Regions from separate parts of the Mus musculus genome. Here region 2 is linked to region 1. A link is a loop called in an ENCODE intact Hi-C map of the cell type or tissue named here. Cell type or tissue: left cerebral cortex. All regions are shown on one strand.

Region 1 (5,000 bases):
CATCAAATGCATCAGGGAAAATCTCCAACACTGCTGAGAAAATGAGCTGCCGAAGACTGGCTTTTAATTGGGGACAAGAGAAGAAATCCAGCAGGGAGGGCCCTCTGGACGCTCACAGTCCAGTCTTTCCTGGAGGACTTTCCTGCTTTGTTCTTGTAAGGCTCCCCCCCCCACACACACACACACCCCCCAATTTACTGCTGGTCAATTGGAAAGGATAAGCCCAAATCTTTGATATAAACAGTGCTGATCTGGCCTTGAGCTTGTTAAACAAGTAAGTCTGTCAGGAGGGGGCCCTACTGGCTGGAGGAAAAAAAGCCCACCAGGCCTTTATTTTAAGCTGCCAGCAGGTCAGTGGGGTGAGGCAGAAGGCAGCCATCTTGGACGTTTGCCACATTTATTATGTAATCATGGTTCCTCTCCCTGGCTGCCTCAGACTGGCTAATTTCTAGTCCCTTAGAAGGTTTGCAGTCTTTCTTTGCAACCTGCCATAAACATTCTTCATTAGCTGTGTGAAGCTGAAGTAGAGAAGGGTTTCCTGCCTTTTTTTTTTCCCCAACTGGCTTCTTTTATGAGTTAATCTCCTCTTCCTCACTCCTTTCTCTTTTAGCAGGGTCTTACTATGTAGTCCTGGCTAGCTTTGAACTTACTAAGTAGAAGAGGCTGGCCTCAAAATAAGAGATGAGCCTGCTTCTGCCTCTGGAGCGCTAAGATTAACCTTTATGTTAATCTTGATGTAGTCTCCAGTTTGATCTCCTGCCACACTAATGAGATCAAAGTTCAAAACAAATACAAATGGTGTTATAAAGAATTTGTTAATAGATTTGCTTAGGAGACATGGAATTTAGCTAAGGGAGCACTGCCTCCAAAATACCGGAGGTATGTGAACCAGGCCTCTTAGGGTTTTGGCAGAGAAGTATCTTGGCAGGTCAGGGCTAAGGTAATGCAAAGATCACACCACAAAACAGATTCACACAAGAGTTTGATTTGAGCTGGGCAGTGGTGGTGCATGCCTTTAATCCCAGCACTTGGGAGGCAGAGGCAGGCAGGAGGATTTCTGAGTTCGAGGCCAGCCTGGTCTACAGAGTGAGTTCCAGGACAGCCAGAGCTACACAGAGAAACCCTGACTTGAAAAACAAACAAATTTAGGATACTAGGGTGTAAATTTTTTTTCCAGATATTAGACCCTATTCCCAACAAGGAGACACCTCTGATATACAACCAGTCATTAATCCCTGATTCTCATTCCCAAAGAATACCTCTAACAAGATGACCCACCTGGAACAATTATTCAAAGAAAGAAAGAAAGAAAGAAAGAAAGAAAGAAAGAAAGAAAGAAAGAAAGAAAGACCACTGGTGTACTTAAAAATAATTCTAGCAATATGCAGTATCTTTGCTGTGTGAACCTCTTCCCTGCCTAAGGGACCAAAGTTACAGTCTCCTGTCTGTGTTTAAATTGTTTAAAGTGTAACCTGGAGCTAGGACTCAAAAAAGATTTAAGGATGACAATGTTCATGGACTGTATAATCCTAAAGTTTATAGAAACCTTCTGATGGGGGTCAGTTCTTATTTGGGCATTAACCCCAATTGGCTAACCGCTACTAAAGAGCTTTCATTCACCTCTAGTTTGAGGACTGATTTCTCACTGAGAAAGCATATCGCTTCTCTAACACTAGGACATGCCCTTTCCAAGAAGCCTTCTGTGACTACCTAACCCAGTCTCCACTGCATGTGCCAGGTCAGCATGGTTCTAACAGAAACCTGATACTGTAACTGCCCTCTCTTTACACATTTGATTCCCTGAACCTCTCTGTGAGGAACCATCTCTTTGTACCTGCAGGGCCTGGCTCAGCGACTGGAACTGTGTGTGTGTGTGTGTGTGTGTGTGTGTGTGTGTGTGTGTTTTCGAGAGCGGACCCCCCCACCCCATGCCCACGGGGAGGTGTGGTATGCCAGGGGGTGGGGCAGTTCTTATCTCAAACTTATTGTACTTAGTAACCCTTAATTAGAAAGTTTGGGGAGGGCTGGAGACATGGTTCAGTGGTTAAGAATATTACTTCTCTTACAGAGGACTGGAGTTCCTTTCCCCAACAACTACCAGTAGCTCCAGCTTAAAGGAGATCTGATGCCCTCTTCTGGCCTCTGAGAGCACCTGCACTTGGCGTTTACAGACATAATTGAAAGTGATTTAAAAAAAAAAAAGTGCCTAAGTGAGCATGTGACCAAATGGAATTATTCTGCCAACGGGCTAGACTGGTGGTGGTCTTGCAGGCAGACCCCCCCCCCATAAAGCCCTTTACAACATTTTCATTTCGTGTTATGTTTGTGCAAGCATCCACATGCTATCCTCAGACAAACCGATTCACTTTCCCCACACGGCCTTATTTGCATTTAAAAGCGAAGGCTGCAAAGGAGAATTCCTTTTGCCAAAGAGGAATTTCAAGCATCTGTTGCAGACCAGAGAGAAGAAAAGAACGAAAAAATTTTAAAGGGCTAGAAGCTGATTTACGCAGAGCTACTACCAAATCATCCTACAGAAGCAGGGAATTTTATTTTAGTCCTAAATAGCAAAGACAGCCAGCCTGAGTTCTTGGACGAAGTCCCTAAGGGAGCTGGGATTTGGAATGACAATGCCTGCAAAAGCTGGGGCGTTTAAGGAGCTGCAGCCCTGTTCCTGCTCCAGCTGAGTCTCCACCCCTTCCCCCTCCGTGTGAGCAATGGGCAGCTGCCAGCAGCATCCTGGATCCAGTCCAAGCAGCTTGCTGTCGGCAGCACAGGCCTGCGGGGCCGCAGGGTCCTCCCACCCTTTGCTTTTGGATGGGCATTATTAGCTAGAAAAATGCTCCGCGTTTTTCTTGTTCGTGTGGTGTAACCTGCTCGCCGCAGACGCGCAACCTTTCTCCAGTAATTACCTCCCACGCTTGGGAAAAATCTCAATCTCTCCCCCCACCCCCTTTTTCATTACAGCAGCCAATTCAGCAAACTAGTTTGTATCACCAAGGACAAAGAGACAGCCTTAACGATTGTAATGACGCGTTTCTTTCTTCCCACCATTTCTCCAGTGAAAGGGGCACGATGACCTCCAGTCTCACGGTTTCTGAAATCAAATGCACGGACTGATCTCCTTAGTCCGGTCTGAGAATCTGGTACTAAATTGATGGGCAGCTAGTGACCATGGTCGGTTTCTTGGAATGGAGGAAAGGTGTGCCCCAGGAATATCCCACCATCACCACCACCGTACCACCACCCCGCCTAACCACCACCCATTTGTAGCCAGCCTGCTAGGCAGGAAAGAGGATATTGGAAAGAGACATTGTAGCAAACAGACTATTGAAACAACAGACACTCTTAACATTGTAATTTCCCTAGGAACCTCATACTCAGAAAAGGGAAGGCTGAGAGCTGAAATGGAGACCAGGTTCTGTCTTGTCAGGTGACCTTGCTGGAGAGACTGAAGCAGTGGAGGATGGGAGTGGAAGCATGACGACACAAGAACAGAGGACAGATTTCTTTGTCCCTTTTCCCAAGGTGGTCAAGTTGACTAAAACTCCTTTTTCTGACCCTGCCCCGCTTTGAGACAGGGTCTCTGTACGTAGCCCTGCCTTTCCTGGAACTGTGTAGACCAGTCTTACCTAGGCTCCATGAACAGGAGGAGGAGGAAGAAGAAGAAAAAGGAAAATTTATACTTTGATAGACTTCATGGAAGCTCCTTAGCAACTGCTTTGGGGAGGGAAAATACATCAGCTGATTAAAGGGCTCATTATTCCACCTGTCTCTCTAGCATAGATCCAGTGAACCCGACTTCCTGAGGGGTGGTCCTTGGCCAGAGCACTGGATTATATAATAAGCAGGCCAACTGGATTAATTCAAGGGACAATGCCATGTCTCTACCCAGAGAGAGATTCCATTCTCCTGACCAAGAATAGTTTTCCTTTAATAGGCTTCCAATGTCACTATAAGTCACAAGGGGGAAAGTCACCCAAAGTTGTCCTCTGACCTCCATATGTGTGTCCCCTCACATATAAACATGAACACACGTCATACACATACATACAATTATTATTATTATTATTATTATTATTGGTTTTTCTGAGACAGGGTTTCTCTGTGTAACTCTGGCTGTCCTGGAACTCACTCTGTAGACCAGGCTGGCCTTGAACTCAGAAATCCGCCTGCCTCTGCCTCCCAAGTGCTGGGATTAAAGGCGTGCAACACCATGCCCGGCTCATACAATTATTTTTTAAGCCTGGATGTGGCCATATACACTTGACTTCAGTGCTGGGGGTGGGGGTGGGGATGGGTGGAGGATTACCAGGGCTTGGAGGTTCTCAGCCCAAATCTAGGCTCATTGAGAGAATATGTCTCAAGGAAATATGGCACATAGTGATGGAGGGGAATACCCTGTGTCCTCCTCTTACCTCCACACTCACATACACACATGTACAAGTGCTTGCACGAGCACGCACGCACGTACACACACACTTTTTAAAAAAATATTTATTTATTTATTTATTTATTTATTTATTATATGTGTGTGCACTGTAGCTGTCTTCAGACACTCCAGAAGAGGGCATCAGATTTTTGTTACAGATGGTTGTGGGCCACCATGTAGTTGCTGGGATTTGAACTCAGGACCTTTGGGAGAGCAGTCAGTGCTCTTAACCGCTGAGCCATCTCACCAGCCCCCCCCCCACACACACACACTTTTTAAAAGGAAGAAAATAACATTTTCCAGTGTTACTTGGGTGTGAATGTGTGAGCTCTTGAACATGGTACTGGATGTAGTTTTAGGTGTCTGCATGATTTGGTCCTTTGTGTAAACTTATATATCCATCACAATAAAAATAAATTGTTTAAATATTATTAATAAAATAATTTTCGCCTACATCAAAGTAAAGATTATAGGTCTTTTTGTGGAGTGCTTTGTCTAACATTCACAAAGCTCTAGGTTTGATTCTTAGCCCTGAATAAGTCAGGTATGCTGTTACACACTGTTATCC
Region 2 (5,000 bases), 140 kb before region 1:
ATGTAGGCAAATAATGAGACAGAGAGCAGGTAAAAACCTGTGTGACACCTGAGGTCACCTAAGCAATGCTTCCTCTTGAGGTAGACAAGAACAGAGAATAACTCGTATCTTACCTGGAGACTGTGTGTGCATCATAGAGGGGGACTGATTAACTGTGCTGTGATAGGATGTAGGGGGTGAAGTAAGAGGGTAAGCGCCTGATGTCCCTGGCTGCTTTGGAAATGGCTGGTGGGAAAAAAAGAAAAGCAAAGTTAATGTTGGCATGCTGGTCAACCACAGAGAATATATGTGTAGTTTTTCCTCATTAGACCAACATAAGGCTTTGCTGCTCCACTGGTTGGCATATAGGAAACCATTTAGATACAGATCTATTCTAAATACACGTCGACCATGCAAACTAGGAAGTCTGGAAGAAGGAAGGCTTGCAACTGTTTGAAAACCAGCAAGCCCCTCATTTCTTACCTGCTTCAACATCACCAATTCTGTCCCCCCGTCCCCCATTTTCCTGCCAGTTTTATTTCTATCCTTGATGTTAACATCTGTAAAATCAGGGTGAATCTTTCAATACCCATTCCTTTAATTGCTGCCTCCATTTGCAGCAAATAAAAAGTGGTAAATGTAGCTGGAGATATAGCTTCCATGGTAGCACACTTCCTCCTGATCCATTTTCCAGTGATACAGTCACCCACACATGTGTGCAAGCATATTTTACATTTACCTTCCAAGTCTGTTTTTTTAAAGTTGAGGTATTAATCACATATAGCAAAATATAGAACAGTATTGTAATTACTTAAAAGCTTCATGTTGCTTCATTTTCTGACTCTGTGCATGCGCCTTCAACACTTCTTAAATGTACCATTTGATAAATGTTTAAAAACATTAAGCAGATGAGATGGCACATGCCTTTAATGCAGACTTTGGAAGACAGAGGCAGGCTGATCTCTGTGAGATTGAGGCCAGTCTGGCCTACAGAGGGAGTTCCCGGAACAGCCAAGACTAATAGTGATACTGTCTCAAAACACAATTTTTATTGGTGGTGGTAATTTTTTTTCCTGTTGTTGTTTTTTTACCCCCCAAGTATTCTGAGTGACACTGTCAGACATTTGATTTAAAAATAAAGAAACAAGAAAAACAAAACAGAAACAAAGAATCTAGGAGTTGTAACAGTGATGAATCTTCCTAACATCACTAGACCATGCTAAATTTTCCTTAATCTACCCACCTCTAATCCTTTAGCCTCTAACTATTCTCCCAGGTGGAAATCTCATATCAAGTATTAAAGTTATTGGTACATAGAACTCTTAGCAAAACCAGAATGTTTAATAAGCTACAGTGTGATTTTTCTGTGACCTATAAAATTCTTGGAAAGCAGCCAATGGATGATTTATTTAGGGAGAGGGGAATAACAGATTCTCTATTAATTGTCAGTATGACACTTGCTGTGGCTACTATCTAGCCCATCTCAATCACTGCTTTCCTAGAATATGTGACTTACTCTTTCCCAACATCAATTCAAGGAGAGATTTACAATGTAAAAAAAAACAAAACAAAAAGAAAACCCGCAAAATAAATAATAGCAGAGAAGAAGAAGAGGAGGAGGAGGAGGAGGAGGAGGGAGAGGAGGAAGAACAGCAGCAGCAGCAACAGCACTCCTCTGGCATTGCTGGGCAAGGTCCTCCTCCATTGTGATGGTCTACAATCTTCTCATCTAAGTCAACATCTGTCACAGCCCCACTCTGGGTACAGAGGTATTCATATTGGGTCTTACTGGGCTGCCCTGTATTTTTATGTCAGCAAGAAAACCAAATACAGGGAAGGAAAAAAGCTAAATACCTGCCAGGTGTAATATACAAACTCCTGCTGTTAAGAGTCTAGTACTCGATGAAAGACACAAGCACCAGCATATTGGACTTACTAAGCATAAGTAGCCAGGCCAGAAGCGAGGAAGCCCAAGGACTGTGCTATTTCACAAAAGATTACGAAGGAGGAGCGGTGAGTTACTTCAGAAAATTGCCTCTGAAGGATGCGCCTCAGAACCTTGGCAACAGGTTGTGCATTCACATACAACTAAAATCAACTGCTAAAGGCTCCAGCCAAAAGGTTCTTTGTACCCTGACACACAGAGTCTTTTCCATGCTAGTGAATCATAAGGCACTGGTTTAGGAGTCCAAGATCAATGAGTGACTACTTTCTATTTCAAGAGAGACAAAGTGAGAACAAATTGAGGCTGGCTTGCGGGCTGTTCAACTAGGCAAGGGAAGGAGTCAGCAAGAGTGCTCAAAGCTTTGGAGCTGTGATCGCATGACTTGGTGAAGCTGTGGATAGAAGAACCCTTGAAATTAGAACTGGCTGGCTTGGCAGAGACCTTAATGAACAACAGCAAATGTGTAACAGCTGCCTTTCAAAGACACAGTGAGGCTGCTGCACAAAAGGTTGCCCAGCATCCAGCAAGAGACTTTTTTTTCCCAATTAGAAATGAGTAGTAATAGAAAAAGCCTTGACCTCAAGTGCTCATTTCCTACCAATGGAGGTCTCCTTGTTGTCTCTGTTACAATTTTTTAATAGGGGTTTCCTGGGCTTCTTAGGTCTTCCAAAGACATTCTATCTTTTAACAAAGAAATGCTGACACCTATAGAAGCTGTTCCACAGATGGGACAGTAGACTTGCAGGCAGACATTTACCTGTTGCTGAGGTGGCTGGAGCTGTGATATTAAAGAGTCCATCATGTCACCTCCTATAGGAGAAGGAGGGTTATCATCCTCATTTACAGATCTTCTCCGAGCATCTTGATTGCTATCAACAAACATGTTCAGGAAAGTCTACAGGTATAAACACAAAATTTAATTACTTCAGCAAAATATTTTTTCCCCATGTAACCATTTGTTTAGGTATGTGTGTACTTGTGTGTGTGCATGTGTATGCATCTTCAATGGCGTATCTGGGGAGGCTAAAAAACATCTTGCAGGAATCAATTCTCTTATTCCATCAAGTGGGTTCTGTGGCCAAGACTTGGGTTGTCAGGCATGATGACAAATGCCTTTACCTGCTGAGACATCTTACAACCTAAGTAAAATATGTATGATCATTGAGAATATTGTAACACAACCATGCTATGCAGACAGTCTAATGAGATATTTGAGTTCTGGAGCAAGAGAGCAAATTGAGGTAACCTGTAAACAGTAAAAAGAGTCCAGTAAACTAAATACCCTGAGAGCTCTAAGCACGTGGCATTCTCTCACCCAGAAATGCAGGCCATATATACATGAGCATCAGCATAAAATTTCTCATTAGCAAAGGGCTTCTTTTTCCTTTGTTCTTTTTTGGGGGGGGCTAGGGGGATATTGAGGGAGGATTTCACTATGTAATCGTGGCTGACCTGTGACTCACTATATATTAAGACCAGACTGGCATTGACTACAGATATCTACCTTGATGTGCTACAATTATAGGCATATGGCCACAATGACAGGCACAAGGTCTCACACTTTAATCTAGAAAATATGATTTAAAAAGATGAATAGGAATTAAGTGCATTACCTTAGCATGGTGACACATGCCAATAACCACGGCATGTAGGAGGCAGGAATAAGAGAACTGTTGGATTAGAGCCTAGCCTGGACCAAAAAAAACAAGACCTTATTTAAAAAAAAAAAAAAGAGAGAGCGCTACACAAAGAAGATGGTTCAGCTGGTAAAGTGTTTCTACACAAGAAGAGGATTTCTGTTAAAAAGCTAGCTGTGGCACTGCACAGATGTAATCCCAGCACTGGGGAGGGGCAGAGAGAAGGGGTGTATGCTGGTTAACTACTCTTGTAAATCTGTGAACTCCAAGATCAGTAAACGACCTCATCTCAAAAAGTAAACTAAAGAATGAAAATAACTGATATCAACGTCTGGCTTAGACTTGCGCATGTGCGCGCGTGTGCGCGCACGCACGCATGCACACACACACACACACACACACACACACACACACAGGGATTCATTCCTACAATACAAACATGTACCCCATCACCACCCACCCACACGCTTGTACACACAAAGCTAACTTTTGGTGTTTTAGACTGCTTCATTTTAATCCTGAACCATCTGGAGTGAGAAAGCCTTTTCAAATAAGGTATGTTATCAAAAACGTAAGCAAGACTACTAGAGTTTATGTCTCAAGCGATGTCTTTCTGTGTATGGCTCTCTCAGGATGTGCAAGGATTCTATGTGCAGATACAGGTCAGTAGAGGACTGACTGCGTGACTGGGTCTTGTATTCTCCTCCTCCTCCTTCTTTTTTTTTTGGGGGGGGGGCGTGTCTGAAAGAACTTGAAGCTCTCCACTTAAGCTTGCTGGCCAGTAAATTGCAATAAACCACCTGTCTTCATTCAACAATGAAGGCATAGTCACACACAGCCATGCTTGGCTTGTTAGTTTATATATGGGTGCAAGGAATTTGACCTCAGATTTTCTTTCCTTCATAGCAAGTGCTCTTATCCATCGAGTCACCTTTGCAGTCTGATTCTCCACTTAATACCGCTTTCCCATCTTCAAATAGGCATGTCATTATTTCATCAAAATCATTAGAGGATTATTAAAAGAACATAGTCTTTTAAATTAGAGAAGAAGAAAAAAAAAAACAGCGATGTACCATGGAAGTTGCTGGAAGCTCCTAGAAGCTGCTAAAGCAGATGGCTGAACTACCCAATTAGAACACTCATATCCTAAGGAAGCCACCAGGAAAGCCAAGAAGCAAAGGTACTTCCATCCAGATTCTCAAGACACTTTGAGAGTAGCAGGGCCAGTTACCTTGGCAGTTAAGAGGTTTGGGTGCTCTTCCTGAGGGACACAAGTTCATTTCCAAGCACCAACATGACAGCTCACAAACATCTATGACTCTAGTTCCCAGGATGCAGACACATAAATGGTACACAGACATATATGTAGACCAAATTGTTAAGTCTGCTAATTGAATTACTCTATATTTTGATGACTTTGGGTTGCTATTTTGAGAGAG

What was found. Hi-C counts contacts between places; a loop is a spot of excess contacts. Peaks named below come from ENCODE experiments on the same cell type or tissue, not always from the same donor. Only the 100,000 strongest peaks of a DNase experiment are listed, where the experiment ranks them.
Region 2: it touches region 1 in a loop (3.0-fold over the local background); 3 of 42 quality-filtered maps call a loop at or near these places.

Annotation. Positions count from the first base shown.
Region 1 is chrX:12,837,677-12,842,676 of GRCm38, forward strand. No RefSeq gene overlaps it. Among named protein-coding and RNA genes, the nearest start is that of Gm14634, 78 kb to the left of the region's middle. In left cerebral cortex, a CTCF peak has its summit at 2,142 (motif pointing left); DNase peaks (open chromatin) are centred at 377, 2,170, 2,617 and 3,448; H3K4me3 peaks cover 1,102 bases; H3K27ac peaks cover 1,235 bases.
Region 2 is chrX:12,693,472-12,698,471 of GRCm38, forward strand. Med14 (mediator complex subunit 14) reads right to left here. Exons shown (of 31, transcript NM_001048208.1): 22 at 2,682-2,819; 23 at 114-225. It overlaps Gm52422 (a long non-coding RNA gene), which reads left to right and starts at 3,612. Exons shown (of 2, transcript XR_003953047.1): 1 at 3,612-4,741. In left cerebral cortex, no CTCF peak of the experiment used is centred here; DNase peaks (open chromatin) are centred at 2,258 and 3,990.